Regions from separate parts of the Homo sapiens genome. Here regions 2, 3 and 4 are each linked to region 1. The links are chromatin loops, found by intact Hi-C in ENCODE. Cell type or tissue: PC-9. All regions are shown on one strand. Region 1 has its middle 390 kb from the start of ROCR. Region 2 has its middle 89 kb from the start of ROCR. Region 3 has its middle 220 kb from the start of CASC17. Region 4 has its middle 50 kb from the start of ROCR.

Region 1 (5,000 bases):
CAGCCATGGTACTCCTAGATATTTGACCAAAATAAATGCAAACACATATCTACAAAAAGAGTAGTACATGAATGTTTGTGAATGTTCATAGCACCTTTATTTGCCATAGCCCAAATGAGAGAAAACCCAAATGTCCATCCACAGGTGACTGGATAAATAAATGTGGCATATCCATGAAATGAAATTACGATAAGCAATGAAAAGAATATACTACTTTTATGCAACAACATGGATGAATCACAACAACACTGGCTTTACACAAGAGAGTATAAACTCTAAGATTATAATTACATGAAACTGCAAAAAATTCAAATCTAATCAGTGGTTGCCTGTGGTCAGAGGTTGAAGAATTGAAATTGACTACAAAGGGGCACAATTTTGGGGCTGATAAATGTTCTATATTTAGGTTGTGGAGGTGATTACACAGAGTTATATTTTCAAAATTTCTCAAAGTATATGCTCAAAATGGGTGCAGTTTATGTAACTTATACATATTTAACTTATGCCCCAGTTGATAATTTCTTATCTTCTCCCAATACCAAAATACATACCCATCCACAAACTCTGCCTACACCACCCCTATCCATATGCTGTGTCTGTGGACTCTTTTCTTGGGTGAGTTCCTTCCCAAGTGGTGCCTAAACAATTTAAGCAAATAGGACCCTGGGTACTGAGGTACTTTGTAAGCCCTGTCTGTATGTTTGGCCATATGAGTTTAGATATTATTCAATTTTACTCCCTCTGGAATTTGCAGCTATTCAAATCTACACAGTAATGAATGACTAAAAGCTAGTGGCAAAAGACAAGTATTTAAAGAATGACAGAAACAGGAAGAAATGCGTATCTGGGGAAAGTCATTAACTGTCTTTCCTGTGATGAGTGACTTCCAGAGGGCAAGAACAAATATGTTCTACATCAAAGTATCCCTGTATACTTTTGAAGGAAGTTATTTCTGTCTGCTCAAAGATTTTATGAAATGCTATACTTGGTGATAAGTTACCACTCTTCCACCCCCTCACTGGCATAGAATTACAACACAAGAGAATAACAATTAAATATTATTTGAGCTGTGGTTTAGAATGCATATATTTAGGACTTTAACAGAAATGACATTGGGTGGCATTTGCTGAAGAGCGGTATGACATGAAAATCAAATCCTTGAGAAAATAAATGACCACTCTACCAGAATGCTTAAGGTCAAGTCTATGGAGAACATTGTACCATCTTACAACTATTTTGATCTTCAGTATTTTTCTTTTTTGAGAAACATTTCTCTGATTTCCTTTTATTTAGACTTGTAGTTGAAGCAGCAGGCAAAAATAGCAGGCCCATAAAAGATCTTTTCTCCATTGATGTATATACGTTTCTTGATCATTTCTATAAACTCAGAAAGTCACATGGATATTCCAAAAATGGTGTCATATGAAAAAGTCATTTCCATCATAGTTTGTGATATTTTTCTGTATGTGCAGTTCATGTATTATATTCACTATGGTGTCATTTCATAGAATGAGGCTCTCTGGGTAGCAGGAGAAAACGCTAGGCAAATAGGGAAAACATCTGAGATTAAAAGTTTTCCAGGAAATATGTCATAAGGCAACACTAAGTATATGAATCATTGAAAGAGAACTATCTGGAGATCTCTGGGGACAAAAACTTCTAAGAATCATAAAAATGTGTTATCATGATTCCTGCTGGTAACTTGAGCCAACTTCAAAGCTTTCTTTCGGGGATTATGCCAAGAGTACCCATTATCAGAAAGGAGTAATTAGAGTGAATTATTATTATGTCCAACCTGCCTTAGATGGAGTACAGCTGCTGAGTCACACTATAAAAATGAAATTGGAGCATTCACCTGCTTATGTAGTTTGTTTGAATTGTATATCTGGTTTTCAAAGCCTGAACAGTGACACCAGAAAAATAAAAAGTCATCACAGAGTTTAGCAGACATCAGATTTGAATGCCCTCTTCTTATGTATTGCAACAAGGCAATATAATTTTCTGGACATTTTTAACACTTTAAAGATTAATTAGTTTTCATGGGGTGTTATTTAAACATAGAAATTTTATTCTATCATAAAAATAACCATTGTTCCCAGATGTGTCTGTTTAACTGTATTTATAGTGCTTGCAGTTGCAGTTCCTGGAGCCTCACTATCTGCTGCAACTGCTTCATAAAGGAAAATTTAGACAGAAGGTCACAATATAATAAAATCCTTTCTCATTCACTTCTGCAATGAACTTGAAAGGAACAGGTGCATGGTCTGGGAGGAAGACTGATTGATGATTGATTATCCAAAAGATTGCTTCTTTTTTTTTTCTTATTTTTCTTCTTTTCCTTTCCCACTCAGTAGGTTCCCCAAAATATCATGAGAAAGCAGTTTAATACAAACAGATACATCTTACTCTAGTTAAAAAAACAATTATGAAGAAGTAGAATGACATAGACAACTGATAAAAGAAGATGTAACTCATTTTTTCCCTCATTTTTGATGCATACACATCTGGGAATTTCATACACAAAGTTAAGGAAGTAAACAGATGTCTGCTGTTGATCGCCATCTCTGGTGAACTTTCAGAGCCCAGCAGTAATTTGCCCCGTGGCTCTCTCCTTATCAGAAGGGCATTATAAACTCTCACCTGGGAGTGAGCACCGCAGCCTGCCCAAGCAACATTCATCTGGCATCAATCCTGGTCATAAAACAAGCCCATGAGTAATATAACAGCCCAGGTGTCTACAATTTCCGACTTCCAAACCATCTGAAAGCATGCAACAACTTTCAAATCACGGTTTCCCTATCTCTATTTAAGGACAGTGAAGAGAACTCTAAGAATTGTAACCTAGTCCCAGACATACTTTGGTTGAGTGTAACACTCTTGCTCATTTCCCATCAAGACAGCAAATACTGTGAGTGATCAAAAAGGAATGACATACTCCAGGAGTGTAAAAGCAACTGGACCAATATCAGCAATGCAGGTTGCATAACCAGCAAATGCCTGATCTTGAAAAGATTGTCTTGACTTGCCAATGTGTTCTTCATTCAACAGCTAGGAGAGTATGTTGGTGGTACCCAGACCAAGAAGCCTCGAACATCTGAAGTGGTTTACACTGCTAAAGACAAGACAGCAGTTGTGATCAAAAACATTTCTAGCTGAATATATATTTTTGTCCTGGGTTTGAAGACACAAAAATAATGTATAGACCCTAAAGTTTATACTTATTTTAAAAATTAGGGAAAGAGAACTAGATAGAGGTGATGGTTGCAAAATGTTGCGAATGTACTAAATGCCACTCAATTGTACACTTTAAAATGATTAATTTTATGTTGTGTGAATTCCATCTTAATAAAAAAGAATTTTAAATGGTGAGAAAACATTTACATAAGGAATTAAGGCCAAAACACTCTGGGAACAATTCCTAAATAATTCTTTCATTCCACAAACTTTTTTTGCACACTTATAAGCAAAGTAAATACTAAGTAAAGCAATACTAAGGTATGGGACTTAGAAAATTAAGACACTATAAAGCAAAGTAAATACTAAGTAAAGCAATACTAAGGAATGGGACTTAGAAAATTAAGACCCTTATATTCTCATCCTTCAAAATCCCCAGAGGATTTAAAGCCAGGATACCTAGTCTTTTGTTGTTGTTGTTTTTGTTGTTATTCTAATAAAGACTTCTGGGAAAGAAAATCTTTTCTCGGTCTTATCAAGCTAAGGTTCTAGGGTTAGACAGCCTGGCTTCCATCTGTGCAAGTCTAAGCATGCTGGTTAACCTCAACAAGTCTCACTTTTCCCATGAAAAAAGGAAGACAATAAAGAGATCAAACCTCAGAAGGATGTTTTGAGGATTTAGATAACACAGGTAAAGCATGTAGTATAATACTAGCATTAAATTGATATTAAGCTTGATTGTTGACATTATTATGTAGCTTTATCATTTATGTCAATATAATGTTTAAAATTGTTTTTGCTTCCTTTATTTTTCAGCACATTTCCATGATTGTACAGTATATCTTAATGATAATGAAATCAGCAGCTCTGAATCAAATTAATTTTTAAAAGATTCTAAACGTGGTGTATCTTACTGGTATAGTAACCATGATACTGGTATAGGACCGTGATACCATAGATTCAACTAACTAGTTAAGAGCTCAATAATCAGTTAATTCTTTTCTTTTCCTTCAAGTCTCCCCATTCCTAACTGTTGCAAAAAAAAAAAAAAAAAAAAAAAAAAAAACCAAAACAGAGGAAACTCTGTTACCTCCTAAGATAGGCTTGCTGTCTTGTAAAATAGCATTCAAGCTAGTGAAAGTTTTGGGGGAGAATAAGAGTGAAATAAATACATCTACTTCTACTTGCAGTTTATTCTTTTTCTTTTTTTGTGAAAAATTAACTTTATTATTTTATTGAGGAATAATTTACGTGTAACAAAACGTCCCATTTTAAATGTACAGTTGGTGAGTTGCAACAAATATATACTCATATATAACCACCACTACAATCAAGATAGCAAACATTTCTATCACCCCCCAAGATTACCCTTGTGCCTCTTTGCAATCAACCCCACCCCGTCCTTTGCGTCAGGCAACTATTTATCTGCTTTATGACATTTACGTTAGTACAGTGTCATCTACAACACAGCATTTGCAAATTATGACCCACAAGTTTTTTTAGTAAAGGTCTAAAGATAAAAATATTTTTTACATGTTTAAATGATTTTTCAAGAAGAATATTTTATGATAGATAAAATGCTTATGAAATTAAAATCTCCGTGTTCACAAATAAGGTTTGATTGTTACAGTCACACTCCTTCCTTATATATTGATTGTGGCTGTTTTTGAGCTGCAGTGACAGAGTTAAGCGGTTGAAACAAAGACAATATGGCCTGAAAAGCTGAAAATACTTACTATTCGGTCTTCTTACAGAAAATTGAATTAAACAGTGTACGATCTTTTCAATCTGGCTTCTTCGCTCACTGTAAGCTTTTGAAATTCATC
Region 2 (5,000 bases), 300 kb after region 1:
AAGCAAGCAAGGCAGGATAAACTTTGGGCCTGTTCAGCAAACTCACCACAAAGAAACAGGATAATGAGTCACCTGTCATGGCAGGGTAGTCAGACAGCCTTCCTGGAAGAGGTAAATCTTAAAGGACAGGTAAGGCTGGGGAAGAAAGAATGGGGGAAACAGGAATTATAGGTAGAGTAGTATGTTTTTCAAGAGCAAAACTGAGCTCCTGAGCAAAAGTCACAGGAAAATTCGGCTCAATCCCCACACAACCAAAAGACGTTGACCTTCCTGTATTGATAGATCAAAGAGAGAAAAATTAACTCAAAGAACTACACATTTTCCTTGCACATATTTTCATATATCCGCAAAGACTCCAATGTCCTTTCAGGAAAATGGTAACCATTGGGGCCTGTGTGCTGTCTTCGTTTTTCCTTTTTCTTCCCACTTATCCATTCCTAAAGTCACAAATCTATGACTCAGATGAAAATGGCATAGCAGCAAAGGGAGGTGTTGAGGAGTGGGAGAGAGAAAAAGAGGTAAAGGCAATTAGTCTTTGGATCCTGTTCCTTGGTGATTTCTGCCATGACACCAAATTGCAAAGATGCAAAAACCCTCTCATTAACAGCCTGGTGACGGATATGAGAAAGGTCACCCAACTGAAGCTACTGGAGGCTCCTTGTCTCTATGAATCCCAGGCAAACCAGTAAGGCCCGGCTAACAGATATTTTCAGAACATTCATTCACTTCAAAATCAGATCAGTGAAAGGTTGAGAATATTCTCTGGGAAATCTGGTCTGCCTTTAAGCAGAGGGTTCTAAATGCAGTCATTGACGCAGTGATTAAGGAGAATAATTATCTCTTCCCTTTATTCTGCCACAGAGAATTGCTAGAGGCCAAGAACCGATTAGTGCTGGCTAACAAATCCTACTCTACCCCTCCTACATCTCCCTGCACCCAATGTCTCCCAAATGAAAATGGACAAAATATTTTTCAGCTGAACTAATTCATGAAGCTATAAAACTAGCAGCCTTACTTGCCATTCACCATTTGGGATTTAAAAACTCAAGAATAGGAGATTAGACAGTGTCTTGGCTTTATATGCTGTTACTACAATTAAATAAACAGCCCCCTGTGTGAATTAATCGCCTTGGTGCAGGCTAAAATAGTGCAAGAATCTAGGCGAGATTTTGAAAAATGTTTAGACTGATTTAGATCGACTAGGAATTGCTAATGGTTTTTATAGCTAATACTTTCAACTCCCTCCATCCAAAGCAAACACGCACACACACACACATCCCTCAGGAAAGCAATGGTTGAGTCTCAGTTGTGTAAACTTGGTCTTGCAAAATGAAATTTTTTATCTCTTGCACCTAAACATCCCAACATGGCTCTGGAGACACAAAGACTGAAATGAGGATGATAGTCTTTTTTCAAAATTGAAGGCATATGTTTTATAACCCACCTGGTGTTCATTTTATCATGAGATCTTCTACCCCAGCCTTCAAGTGATTGTCAAGTAGTTATTGAAATAAAACATCAATGTGATAAAATGACTACAATTTACATGAAGACAGTCAGAGAATCTTATTCCTGAGAAAATCTCCAGCCTAAAACCGAGAGGTTCAAAATATAAACTCCAAGTGCTTTTAAAGACTCCCTTAAGAAAGTGGAGAGATGGAATTAAAGAATAGCAGTGTGTGTGTGTGTGTGTGTGTGTGTGTGTGTGTGTGTGTGTGAAGCCTATCATACTAATTTTTTAAAAAATTTTTTTCCCAGCTTCATTAAGATATAGTTGACAAGTAAAAATTGTCAATATTTATGGTGTCCTATATGATTGTTTTGATAGATGCACACATTGTGAAATGATTAAGTCACACTAATTAACATGTCCATCACCTCAATATCATTTTGTGTGTGTGTGTGGTGGTGACACTTAAGATCTACTCTCCTAGCAATTTTCAAGTATACAATATAACAACAGCATAGTTGCTAGAAAGGGGTCCCAATTCAGACTCCAAGAGAGGGTCCTTGGATCTCAGGGAGAGTCCACAGAGTAAAGCAAAAGCAAGTTTATTAGGAAAGTTAAGGAATAAAAGAATGGCTAAGCCATAGGCAGAGCAGCACTGTGGGCTGCTGGTTGGCTATATTTATAGTTATTTCTTGATTATACGCTAAACAAGGGGTGGATTATTCATGAGTTTTCTGGGAAAGAAGCAGGCAATTCTCAGAACTGAGGGGAACCCCACCACCACCTGTGGCCTTTTTAGACCATATAGGGTAACTTCCAGATATTGCCATGGCATTGGTAAACTGTCATGGCACTAGTGGGAGTGTCTGTTAGCAAACTAATGCATTATAATTACTGTATAATGAGCAACAAGGACAACCAGAGGTTGCTTTCCTTGACATCTTGGATTTGGTGGGTTTTGGCTGGCTTCTTTACTGCATCCTGTTTTATCAGCAGGGTTTTTGTGACCTGGATCTTGTGTTGACCTCCTATTTCATCCTCTGACTAAGAATGCCTAATCCGCTGGGAATGCAGCCCAACAGGTCTCAGCCTCATTCTACCCAGTCCCTGTTCAAGATGGAACCTCAAACAGGAACCCCTGTTCACTCTGGTTCCAACGCCTCTAACATAGTCACCATGTCATACAGTAGACTCCTAGAATTTATTCATCCTGTCTAACTTGACCTTTGTACCCTTTGACCAACATATCTGCATTCCCACCATATCATGTTAATTTGTTTTCATTAAAAAATAAAATGAGAGAAAAATTATACCCAATCCTTATCGGAAAAAAGATACAGACGTGCTGCCTCTGCAGAGGTGGCCTGATGATCCCAGCAAAGAGAATAGTGGTGCTGAATTCAATTAGCTTAACTCTTGCAAGAAAAGAATGGAAAGCCGTATATACCACAAGCAGTGCATGTGATAGTCCTGGGGATTATCGAGGGAAAAGAACGAAAAATGAACAAGTTCAGCAGGAACTGTGATAGCCTGGGGTAATGAAGGAGAGTGGGACGCACTTGATGAAAGCCCCAAACACAGCAGCAGGTGGAGAAGTTGTTGACTTTATTTAGCATTAATTGCAGGAAAGCGTCTATAAAATGTGGTCAAAAATTATTAAACCCCTGATGTTATGCCAACATTATGCCATCCCCTGTTCCAAGGCAGGTGTATTATTCCTGGTCCCAAGGATTAAAGTAAATCATGGCTTTTCCATGTATTCTGAATATTGCATTTCATTATTTTTTACTGCCCTGTTTCTCTAGGTTTTTGTGGCTTAATAGGCTCTGCTATTTATAAACTCATCACGGGTTCCATGTTGGGGGAGGGAATGTCAGAAAAAGAATGTCCGTTCAACATTCCCTCTCCACCCTTAAATCTCTATGTGAACATACTCTATATACATTTCTGGAAACCACTCAAGTCAAACATATTTACAGTGATGGCCACAGACACATCTCTCTCCTCCCACTGGATCTGGGACACTTGCTTAGATTTAAGAGACTGATTTCAAGATACTCACTTGTGGTTATCTGAAGAAACCCAGATTTGCATACTTGATGCCCAAAACTTTGTTCTAGAAGCCACAAAACTATGCTAATCATTTCAAACAAAAGGGGAGCTTGAGTTTACCCACAAATCCAAAATGAATCCAAGCATACTTTTTGTCTGTGACAGGGTCTTGCTCTGCCACCCAGACAAACTTTTAAAATCTCAATTAAAAATTAAAACATTCAAGTAGCATTTTGCAGAAGACTCTCAGTATTACCCAAATATTCCTGAAGGCCCCAAAATGATGAGATTCTACAGATAGACTGAGAAAATAAAACAATGAAAAGCATGCCCGAGTCATCTTGCGAAGCCGCTGTGCACACTGACCAGCCCAACCATTGGCCAACACCACCCAGGACCCAAGAGTCATACCAGGCAGAAAACAGCAGCCTCACTTCCTTATGTGTCCTGATTGGGGAGGTGGCCAAAATACTGTAACTGCAAGCCCCTTCTCACTCCCACTCCCTATTCTCCCTGTTTTCTGTATCTTTTTATCTTTAGTTCTCAGAAAACAAACGTACAGGCAGTCAAAGAATAACCTGAAAATGTTTCTTTGCCTCCTAAGATGCAGAGCAGCAGGCGGAGAAATAGAGAACGAGCAGCACTCTAGTGACAGCACAGCCCGGAAGTGGAGCTGGACGTGCATGCCAGTGGCACTTGTTCAAATGCCAGTCGTAGTGCAGAGGGTGGAGGAAGAGAACTCAAGCTTGCAATCATGCTTTCTCAGTATTCCCAGATTTTTTTTTTTCCTTTGTTACCTCCCTCCCAAGAAAACCTTGTAGATTTGTTTCCCCTCATTGCCTACCTCCCCATGAAATGTCATGCCACAGAAAAATGGTTATATATGTTTTTACACTCATTCACAAAGAACCAAATTTTGTCCGCTTGGTAGTATTTATCCCCCCTCTTGAGAATGCATGTGCCAGCCCCTTAGTCCCTGGGAGTCAGGTTATGTGTCTACAATGAATTTGTTCATCCTCCGTAAAGCAGGGTTTCTCAACCTTTGTACCATTGACATTTGGGACAGACAATTCTCTGTTGTAGGTGCCGTCCTGTGCGATGGAGGGTTTTCGGCAGCATCCCTGGCCTCTAGGTGCCGGTAGCACTTCTATCCCCCATTCTCCTATGTAACAACCAAAAATGTCTCCAGACCCTGCCAAATGTCCCTCAACAGGGCAGAATGGCCCCAGCTGACAACTGCTTCTCTACAGGTTAGGAATATAGCAGTGAATAAGACAGGCAAAGTTTCCACCTAAAGTTTTGCTACTCAACAGTTGCTTGGTCTTAATACCTCTTAACAGCTCTTGGTTGCTTTACCTCTCCAAGAAAAAAAAAAATTAAATAATACCCAAGGTCCTCTCCAACTTTGTCATCCTTTGTGATCTCTTTGTGTGTTTTTAATTAAATATAATTGTTTAGAATGGCTTTTTTCCCCTAAAGGTTTGAACCCAAATCACAT
Region 3 (5,000 bases), 210 kb before region 1:
TCCAGAGAACAAGAGATAAAAGTTATTGATTCATTATGATCCTGTACAGCTCCATATCAAAACCAAATGAGGATAATAAAATAAACTAAAAGTATAAATTATCTTTTATGAAATAATGTGAAGATCTAAAAAAATTACCAAACTTAATCCACATTAAACTATAAACACTTAATAGGATTTATACTAGGAATACAAGTGTAGAACCTTTTTAAAAACATGAAATTGGTGGCAACACCCTGGTGTGAACCAAAGAGAAGTTCCTTAATGTGAACAAATAGAACTTACGGATAAAATATTCAATAATAACAATAATAATACATAGTATATAGTTGTTCTTTAAAAAGTGACATTTGTGTGTGAGTGGCAACAAAAATATTAAAAGAAAAGAAACAACAACAACAAAAGAAGCCACACACAAACACACATGTGGGGAGGGTAGCTTCACCTTCGGGTATTGGCAAGGCCTCCTGTGATAAGTGTTCACAACGACAATGACAACAACAACAATAACAATTGCCTCTTCTGTGAAGATATACACACACACTCTCTCACAAAAAAATTTACATACACATGAACAAATTCATCAAAGGGACAGTTTTGAGAGTCCAGGACAGATTCATAAATATAATGAAACATATAGCAAAAGTGGCCTTACAAATTAGTGATTACAAATTAGTAAGGATGAGTTACTGAATGAAGTTTACTGGGACAATTTGCCTATCAATATTGAAAAAACTCAATAAAGTCAAGCAACTCAATAAAGAATAGGCAAAATATTATAAGTAATTCACAAAAGAAGAAAGCTGAATGGCCAATAAGTATAAGAGAAGGCCAGGCACGGCGGCTCATGCCTGTAATCCCAGCACTTTGGCAGGCCGAGGCGGGCAGATCACGAGGTCAGGAGATCGAGACCATCCTGGCTAACATGGTGAAACCCTGTCTCTACTAAAAATACAAAAAATTAGCCGGGCGTGGTAGCAGGCGCCTGTAGTCCCAGCTACCGGGGAGGCTGAGACAGGAGAATGGCGTGAACCTGGAAGGCGGAGCTTGCAGTGAGCTGAGACCGCGCCACTGCACTCCAGCCTGGGTGACAGAGCAAGACTCCACCTCAAAAAAAAAAAAAAAAAAAAAAAAAAAAACACAGAAAATGCTCACATACTCTAATAATTAGAAAGATACAAAATAGCACAAGATATCACTTCACACTTCTTAGACTGAAAAATAAAATAAAAGGTCTAGTAATACTTATTACTGGAGATGATATGAGGGAAATCACAGCACTCACACACCATTTTGAGGGGAAAATTAGTGCATTAACTAAAAGAACAATTTGCTCTTTTCCCTCCAGGAATCCTCTCTCAAATGTCTTTTGACTTAACTCCTCAGGAATCATCTTCTAAGACGTTCTCACTCATCTCCCAGATGATATTTGCATTATAAAGTCCACCTGCAACTTTTGTGCATTTTAACCTCTACCTTCAGCCAGGATGGACATCAAAATGATTTTAAAATCACCACGAAATTTCATAATCCATGAAAGGATACTCATTTCCTTACATTCTATTGCATTAACTGTTTTGCAATTTTGTGGAAATCTATTTCAGACTTAAGCATACATCCAAGGATCAGTTATTGCACATAAAGCACAGACCACCTCAGTGGCAAACTCACTTTGGCTGGCAACGAAAGCAGATATGTAAAATGCTGCCTTCTCCATAGGAATAAGGGAATGAGCGGGAATCCCCCAAATCCTCTGCGCACATAAGGTTCACTTGGTGCGGCTCTTTAACTTCTATTTTATAACTAACCCACGTGGAAAGATTTTTTCCACATTGAAATCAAGATGGGCGGGATTGGTTTTGTTTTAACTAGTTTTCCTTCATATGTGAGATTTCTAGCATATAGCCTGAGAAGTCGGGGGCAATGAAATGCATATAGTGTAGAAAAGGGATATAAAAATTTCTTGTTTTAAATTTTTTTCCCATGTCTGTAAACACTCCATTTCACCTGGCAGAAAAGTTGTTCATGACCGAAGGCTCCTAGGCAAAACAGGTTTGGACCCAAAGGAAATAAAGAGAACTCTTGTCTTTCCTGTCATGCAGAGTGATTTTATATGCACTAACCCAGTGACTGAGAAGAGGAAGATTCTGTCCCTAAGGTGGCCTGTCCCGGCTGGGGCAGGTGCAACTTGCAGGGTAAATCCCAGAGGACCCAGCTATGGCCTTCATTCTCAGCAGACACTGCTTTTGCAATCACTTTTTATCTGTGAATCCTTGCTGGAGAAATAAGAACAGTCTACAGCTTCCTGTGTGATTTGCCACTTCTCCTTGTGGACGACAGTCATGTCTGCAATATGCGCTGATTTTATCAGGAGATGTATTTAAAGGCTAGTGGTTAATGCTGTATTAACATGTGATGGGGTAAAGGAAATAGGGTGCAATTTTTCTGCCTTAGTCACTCTCCCAGGCATAAGATAGAGTAACACAGGTGTGTCTGATCTCCCCAGGGGGTTGATTATCTCACAATAACCACATCCTCTGTAATTCGCTTACTACTATTTTTTTTTCCCAGGATCAGATACAAAGAAGTGATTTAGGTGATTGGATTGACTGACAAAAAACTGTCAGCCAGTCTGCACCATGACATTTTAAAGGATAATATCTACTTTCTGCAGGTTCAGCCACCAATAGGCTAGTGTCAGTGTCAGCAAATTAAAGGCTTCCTGGACCAACTGGGCTTCTGCAAAAACGTTTATGTTTACATTTCCAATGCCCTTTTCATAGGCAATTCAAAACCTAAAACCTAAAAGTTTTCACTACTCTTAAGAGAAATAAAGGGCAGGGAGTTGGCATCAATCCCCACCTGAGAAACACACTATTGTTTGCCAGTGCTTTATGATGGATTTGAGGGAGGTCAGCTGCTATTCCTAGATTAATCTAGCGAATCAAATGCAGTAACGATTTCTCTCTTACATTCTGACTGAGACAGAGAAAACCTAAGTCCAGAAGGTTGTAATCAAGAGATAAGTGACTTAGGGGATAATTTCATATCTGACTCTCAGATACAGTGATTGTCAATATTTCAATTTCATTGAATTCAATTTAAGAGATCACAATAATGTTTATCTCATTTGGACTGAGCACTTTTGGAAGTCTATTCATTAGTATAATGCTCAATAGTCTTTTGGAAAACAAAATTAAATAGAGAATTATGGAGAAATGAGTACTAATTTAGCTAAAGATTGGTTTCCATCTGATGTAAGAGGGTGACATGAATGAACTTCTGGTTACAGTCATCCTTAAATGCAAAAGGGTGAAGTTGTATAATGCTTCCTTGTTCTTTTAGGTGGATACAAAGTACCTTACATTTTAAATAAACTGTTGTCTTCTATATAAATGCTCTATTTTTCTTTTGATTTAATGGTCCCTAATCATTGAGTTCTTGTTTTCATCTTTAAAACTTAAGGGTCTATGAATGTTTTGGAGACATATTCTGTAATAAACTTTAAGAGTCAAGGATGCATTGGTGAAGCAAAATCTCTGCTCACATCAATTCAATATCTTATTCTAGTCAGTCAAGTGTTAGCCTTGGGTTCAAGGTAGGTTGCTGCCTTAGCAGTGGGTACCAGGGCTTTTACGATGGCAATTCTGTGCAACACCAAAATGTCATGACTGCAAACTCATTTCCTGGGCACTTTCATGGACAAATATATAATAACATGGTACACTGGCACACTGAAGCAAAGCTTTGCAACAAGCCAACCAAGCACTGGTGAAATCAACTAAGTTGAAGCAATTGGAATGATGCAACAAGGGATGATCAGAACCATTTTATATTACATTTATTCTAATCTCATTAGATTTTCTAATGGGTTCGTGTTCAGCTGTTCTCTAAGAAGATCCTTGCATTCTCCATTTTTCTCATATCCATGTAGAAGTTTTCATTCAGATTTCTACATAGAGTAAGAGGCCAATAAATACTTGTTAATGGACTTCAACATTCTCCCTTTTCCTCAAAACTCAAAGTTTTGTTTTTGCCCTGATGAGAAAGAATAACAATAGCAACAGCAATAAATGTTAAAGATGGATAAAAATAAGAATGAAGCCTCTCTTCTGGTTCAAAATTCAGCCAAAAAACATACTGGACAAAAAAGCAACCTGACTAGGAAATAACGTGAAAAGCTTTAAGAGAAAACGGGTCCTTGCAGGTAGCAATTAAACACACACACACACACACACACACACACACACACACACACACACACAGAGGACATATTTCTCTTTGTATTCACAGGTTAAAAAGATGCAACTGAAATAGGGGTAATATTTAAGTTGAACTAACTGTTTTGTATCTAAACTTGATGGGTAGGTGTCAGTACTGTTTATGGTGAAAGAAACAGAAAGGTATACATTCATTTTACTACATGAACAGGACTGCTAAATATGGAGAACATATTTTTGCAATGAATATAAACAATTTTACAGTTTATCTTTCTAATTTCCCAGCAAGTCCAGATTATTGATGGTAAAAGGACTCAATGCAAATACATATTAAGTTTTCATTTATTTTTCCTTCAATATACCTGAACACCTGAATGAAACATTTCATGAATGGAAAGTTAATCTACCCAAGCTTGGATACCTGAAACATTAAGAAACTGGACGCTTTTTTGGATTTAGTCAACCACACAGGAGTATTGTGCAAAAGGTTAGGATAGGGACTCAATCTCAAAGCTCAGAGCTTGATCCCTCATTGAAAAAATCAAGGTGCTTTGCTTTTTTATTTTTTTTCTTTTTCATTTGAATGGGTTCAAATCTTCGGCTTACTCAATTTTCACCCAGGGCTTAATGCACTGGGTAACCCTCAGGACATAAAACTTTCAAAGTGAAATGATTCTTTCTGCTGACAGATGTTCTTAATGACATGTGAAATGAGGCTTCATATAAGTTCTGGTCCTCAGAAATGCATTTGGATGTGGCTGGACTTGTACACAGCCCAAC
Region 4 (5,000 bases), 340 kb after region 1:
ATTTTGTGTATAGGTTTGGTTCTCATTTCCAAGATCTCATTATATGTATGCAAATAGCCCAAAAATCTGAAAACAATCTGAGATCCAAAACACTTCTGGTCCCAAGCAATTCAGATAAGGGATGCTCGATCTGTACCTAGGCTGTCCCAGCCTCAAGGCCTGTGCACTTGTCATCCCTTTGCCTGGAATATTCTGTCTCGGAGCTTCTCATGGCTGGCTCTCTCTCATCACAGAGAGCTCATCTTGGAGGCCACCTGCTTAGAAAAGCCTTCCCTGGCCATCACGCCTAATGTACTGCCACCTCCTTCACTGTTTTCATCATTTTCCAAAAAGGTATTATTTTCACACTTGTTCATCTGCTTAATGTTAGTTTCTCCAATTATAAGGTCCACAAAAACTATTGTCTCCTACCCCCTTTGTTCAGCACTGACTCCCAATGCACCGACTAATGCCTGGTGTGCACAGGTGCTAAATAGCAACAAAAGGAGCAATAGGAATAATCATCTTTGATTGGATGAATAAATGTAAGCACATACAATGCATAAGTCATTTAACCTCCCTCGACCTCATTCATAAATAAGACTTTGACCCAGGTCTTATCTTTAAGATCCTTTCCAATCTTATAATGCCAGTTATATAACAGCCCGATAGAATCTGAGAGACCCACAGGAATGTTGCTGCTCAACATGCACATTCATATCTCAAGCCAAGAGAAGAAAGGTCCCGTGTATTAGACCTTTTAAAAAAAGTCTATCAGGTCAAGATAACTGATCTAATTTGAGCAAAGAATGGTTTAACTTACACACATTTCCTTGCACTTCACATTAATCCTTTAAGCTGCAGCTAGACCACACGCTTCAAAGGTAAAGCCAGGGAACACGATGATCCCATAGGTGCAGCATTGTTGACCCAGCCACCATTTTGGACTGCTGGGTGAGTTCCATTTGGCTTTGACTTTTCTTATGTGTTTAGAGTGTACATGGAGCTTCCTAAACCGTAGAAGTCATCTCATTGATCCAAGAATCACTAAGACCTTTATCAATAATCTTAGTCCAATCTTTTGTTAAGGCATTGAAACTGATTGAGGTCAGCCATTCACTTCTTTCTGCAGCCATGATTAATCTAGTGCCCACTACGGCCCAGGTCTTGAGCTGAGGAGGTGAGAATTCCACTCTTCTTCTCAAGCTCCAACATGTTTAATACTCCCTCCCTTTTAAACTCTGCTGAGCATAGGATCATCTGGTGTTCCACCACCCTACTCACTTATGCTTTGGCCAAGAGATTCAAATGCCTAGAGAGGCAGTTTGAAATTTCAAAGGTCACAGTTATTTGGCGGAAGTCTCACTCTGCCTCATCGACTGTGGTCCTGTGTTGTCTCTTTTCCCGTTTCCAACTCTATGCCATTTCACTTTATTACAGAAGTATCTTTCCTTTCCCCCACATAGTTGCAGCGTAAGATCCCCCCTTCTCTTCCCTTTCCCCTAATTCCAAAGCACAGATCCAGAACCCCCTCCTAGGCAGGTTAATGCCCCATTTGGTGTTATAGGATCTTTACGAGGCTGAGAAATGGAAGCCAGCAGCCTAGCAGCTCTGCCGGAGAGCAGGAAGCCACAATGCAGGGAAAGAGGCAGAAGGAGTCTGGGAGGCGAAGTCTGCCTTTTTTGATGACTGATGTAAGGGCTTCGTACTTGAACTTTTAGTTTTATAGTTCTATAAAAGGCAGCTGACAAAAGAGAACCCGTTTTGGGAGGGTCCAGCTGGCCGGACTGAGCTGGGTGGGGCGGTCCCAACACATGAAAGCCAGGGCTGATTTTCATCCATGATGTCAGAGAGGCGATGGGATTCCCACTGAGCCAGAGGATAGGAGAGCAGACAGTTCCAGCCCGGGCCCTGCCAATGCCGGCAACAGTTTCAATCCTGGCTTCCTGGCTCTTCTGCAAGATCCTTTTCCTCCTCGGAGACTCTTTGCAGTGTTTGGAAGGGAAGCTCTCTCGCTCAGCCTGCGGGTGTCTGCTGAGGCAGGAGAGCCGCTGGCCTCCCTCCTTGGCTTCCTGGCTCCCCTATACCTCTGCTTGGCTCGGCTCTCTATTTCCTTTCGTTTCAGTGGAGGATGCAGGGAGACTGACAGGGCTGGCTGTGCAGGGGCCCACAGCGTTTTACAGACTTATAGTCCTGAGCTCTTGCATTGCAGCCCCCCACTTCTGGATTTGGTGGGGGACAACCTCTGCTCCCTTCTCTGACTCAGACTCAGACCCTGGACTCCACAACTGGAGAAGCTGCTCAACATACGAAAAGTGGTTGGGGTGGATGGTTGTTTTCAATTAAATCTAATCTGAAGAAACATGGGGGGCTTTTTGGTTGGTGTGTGTGTGTGTGTGTGTGTGTGTGTTTGTTTTTTGTTTTTTTTTTTTTTTTTTTTTTTTTTTTTTGGTCGTTTTTCTTTTTGCTTATTCACATCAAACTATTGCGCTGGCCCAAGCCTGCAGTTTCATGCGGACAAAGCAGGTCTCTCTCCAAGCCCTGGGGGCTGGGGGTGAAGCAACTGCTACTCACTCAGCTCTGACTCAGAGGAGGTTCCTTTTTCCTGGCCAGAAGCAGCGCTGCCCAGTTCCAGGGAGAGGCTGGGAGGAGCAATGGAAGGGAGCCCAGAAGGGCAGTTGCAGAGGGTGCCGAGCGCTGGTTTCCTGATTCACGAAGGTTTCAGAAGCCGAGTGGCTCTGGCCAGCAGGCAGGTCCCACGACGCGCCTAATCTGCATGATCAGCTCCTTCTTTTGGAGACTGACCAGATTTACCCCCATGAGCCCTGGTAGCAAGGCCAGGAGAACAGGGTTAGAGCAAAATCCCAGGGTAACGCTGCTGAATGGCCTAAAGTACTGAGGCCATCCATCATCAAAAAATGATCGTGCTATACTATTTAAATTTGCTTTGGTGTTTTCTTGGTGTTTCTTTGGGCTGTCTAGCAACACATCATTCCTGCACTCATTCCTTCATCAAAACGCCAAATGTTATTTTCTGGACCTACTATGCACGTGCTAGTTACTACTGAACAATGGAGAGGCATTTGGTAAGTGAGCCTGAAATAACTTAGTGCCTTATTGATGAACTAATTCCCAGAAACCAGGGCTTTTTTTTTTTCTTTTTTTTTTAAACAAAGGCCATAAGGTATGTGTTTTCCTCTGTACCAAGTGGGGCTGGGCATTGGGGGTGGCCCTCTGACCCCCATGACCTACCTTTGGTGGTACACATGGTTCCCTCAAGACTGTCCCCTTCTTTCTAATAGGAAGGGTCCAGATTGGAGATAAAGTTCAAGATCTCCCAAGGAGAATGGAAATGGAGCTTCCTCTGCCAGAGCAATGAGGAGAGAGTGTACAACTTTCCACATTCTACTTCCTCCCTTCTCTTCTTTTTGCTTTCCTTTGTTCATTTTTTATTCATTAAATATTCACTGAGTGGCAATTGATAGCCTCCTTACTATGCAGCATTGCTATAAATTAAATATGTAAATCAAATATGTATAGTAAAAAAAGAAATCTAACAAAGCAACCTATAAGCTTGGTAAGAAATAAGTGGAGTGTGGCCAGGCGCGGTGGCTCACGCCTGTAATCCCAGCACTTTGGGAGGCAGAGGCAGGCAGATCACGAGGTCAGGAGATCGAGACCATCCTGGCTAACATGGTGAAACCCTATCTCCACTAAAAATACAAAAAATTAGCTGGGCATGGCAGCGGGTGCCTGTAGTCCCAGCTACTCGGAAGGCTGAGGCAGGAGAATGGCGTGAATCTGGAAGGTGGAGCTTGCAGTGAACCGAGATCGCACCACTGCACTCCAGCCTGGGCGACAGAGCGAGACTCCATCTCAAAAAATATAAAATAAAATAAAATAAAATAAGTGGGGTGTATTAGGAGTGTTGCATAGCATGTGAGAGCAGACACAGACCTCGCTTCTGACTATCTTAGTGAGGTCACAGAAAATGCTTGATTAAACAACATGCTTTTTAAGGCCCTTTTTCATTATCTCATTTACCATTCCAATGGTCAGAGAGAACAGGACCAGAGGGGTTATGCCCATTATAAAGATGAATAAACTGTGTGGTTTGCAGTTAAGTAACTTGCCTTTTTGTAGCCAAATATGTAGTTCCTGGCAGAAAAAGAACTTTAGGACTTAGAGTAACTAACAGAGGACTGCAGCAGCTGTACCAGACTGGGTAAATATTGGTGCATCAAAGGATGTATATTTTTCTTCCTTTTTTCTTAATACTTTGGGTAGAGATAAAACTTAAAAGAGCATGCTAGTTGATCCATGTTCTAATATTGCCTGCTTTAGAAGCCAGGGAGATGGTAGCATGAGAAGGACTTGGCCCACCATTGTTGGCTTTGAAGATGGAGAAGGGGCCAGCAGCTAAGGAACGCAGGCAGCCTCTAGAAGTTGAAAAGGCAAGGAAATGAATTCTTCCCAGGGAATCCAGAAAGAAACACAGCCCTGCCAATATCTTGATTTCAGCTCACGGAGACCCATTTCAGTTCTGACTTCCAGAACTGTAAGATAATACATTCAGGTTGTTTTAGGCCATTAACTTTGTGTTCATCTGTTACAGCATCTATTTGAAACTAATATAGAAGGATAAATTTCAGTCTGGATAACCCTGGCTGAATTCCCACTGGTCACCCACAAGCATATGTATGGATAATTGCCTGTACACATGAGTTACAAAACAAGATGGCTATGAGGGCTTTGAGAATTTCCCAGTCTAGCTAATTCTCTGAAGCCACTTACAGGATATTCCTATGCCAGGGACAATCAGCATTAGTGAATCTGTCTCCTCGCTGCCTCCTCACTGCCTGCCTCCATTGTTTTTAACAGTGGTTTGCCACTGAGGTCAACACCAGGTTCAGGGGCCCGGCTGTAGAGCACATAGACAGGGTAACAGCTGTGCTGCACAAGACACCTCATGGCTCGCATTTGTTGGCAAAATGCAGCTTCAACAAGTCACAACCTGTAAA

Evidence for each region. Hi-C counts contacts between places; a loop is a spot of excess contacts. Peaks named below come from ENCODE experiments on the same cell type or tissue, not always from the same donor. Only the 100,000 strongest peaks of a DNase experiment are listed, where the experiment ranks them.
Region 2: it touches region 1 in a loop (9-fold over the local background); 2 of 110 quality-filtered maps call a loop at or near these places.
Region 3: a loop joins it to region 1, with 6 times the contacts of the local background. A loop is called at or near these places in 3 of 110 quality-filtered maps.
Region 4: a loop joins it to region 1, with 9 times the contacts of the local background. A loop is called at or near these places in 2 of 110 quality-filtered maps.

Annotation. Positions count from the first base shown.
Region 1 is chr17:71,630,817-71,635,816 of GRCh38, forward strand. No RefSeq gene overlaps it. Among named protein-coding and RNA genes, the nearest start is that of ROCR, 390 kb to the right of the region's middle. In PC-9, no CTCF peak of the experiment used is centred here; DNase peaks (open chromatin) are centred at 835, 1,745 and 2,835; H3K27ac peaks cover 2,536 bases.
Region 2 is chr17:71,934,639-71,939,638 of GRCh38, forward strand. No RefSeq gene overlaps it. Among named protein-coding and RNA genes, the nearest start is that of ROCR, 89 kb to the right of the region's middle. In PC-9, no CTCF peak of the experiment used is centred here; a DNase peak (open chromatin) is centred at 2,533; H3K27ac peaks cover 1,515 bases.
Region 3 is chr17:71,421,894-71,426,893 of GRCh38, forward strand. No RefSeq gene overlaps it. Among named protein-coding and RNA genes, the nearest start is that of CASC17, 220 kb to the left of the region's middle. In PC-9, a CTCF peak has its summit at 2,283; a DNase peak (open chromatin) is centred at 2,418; H3K4me3 peaks cover 794 bases; H3K27ac peaks cover 3,754 bases.
Region 4 is chr17:71,973,614-71,978,613 of GRCh38, forward strand. No RefSeq gene overlaps it. Among named protein-coding and RNA genes, the nearest start is that of ROCR, 50 kb to the right of the region's middle. In PC-9, no CTCF peak of the experiment used is centred here; DNase peaks (open chromatin) are centred at 668 and 2,548; H3K4me3 peaks cover 940 bases; H3K27ac peaks cover 1,700 bases.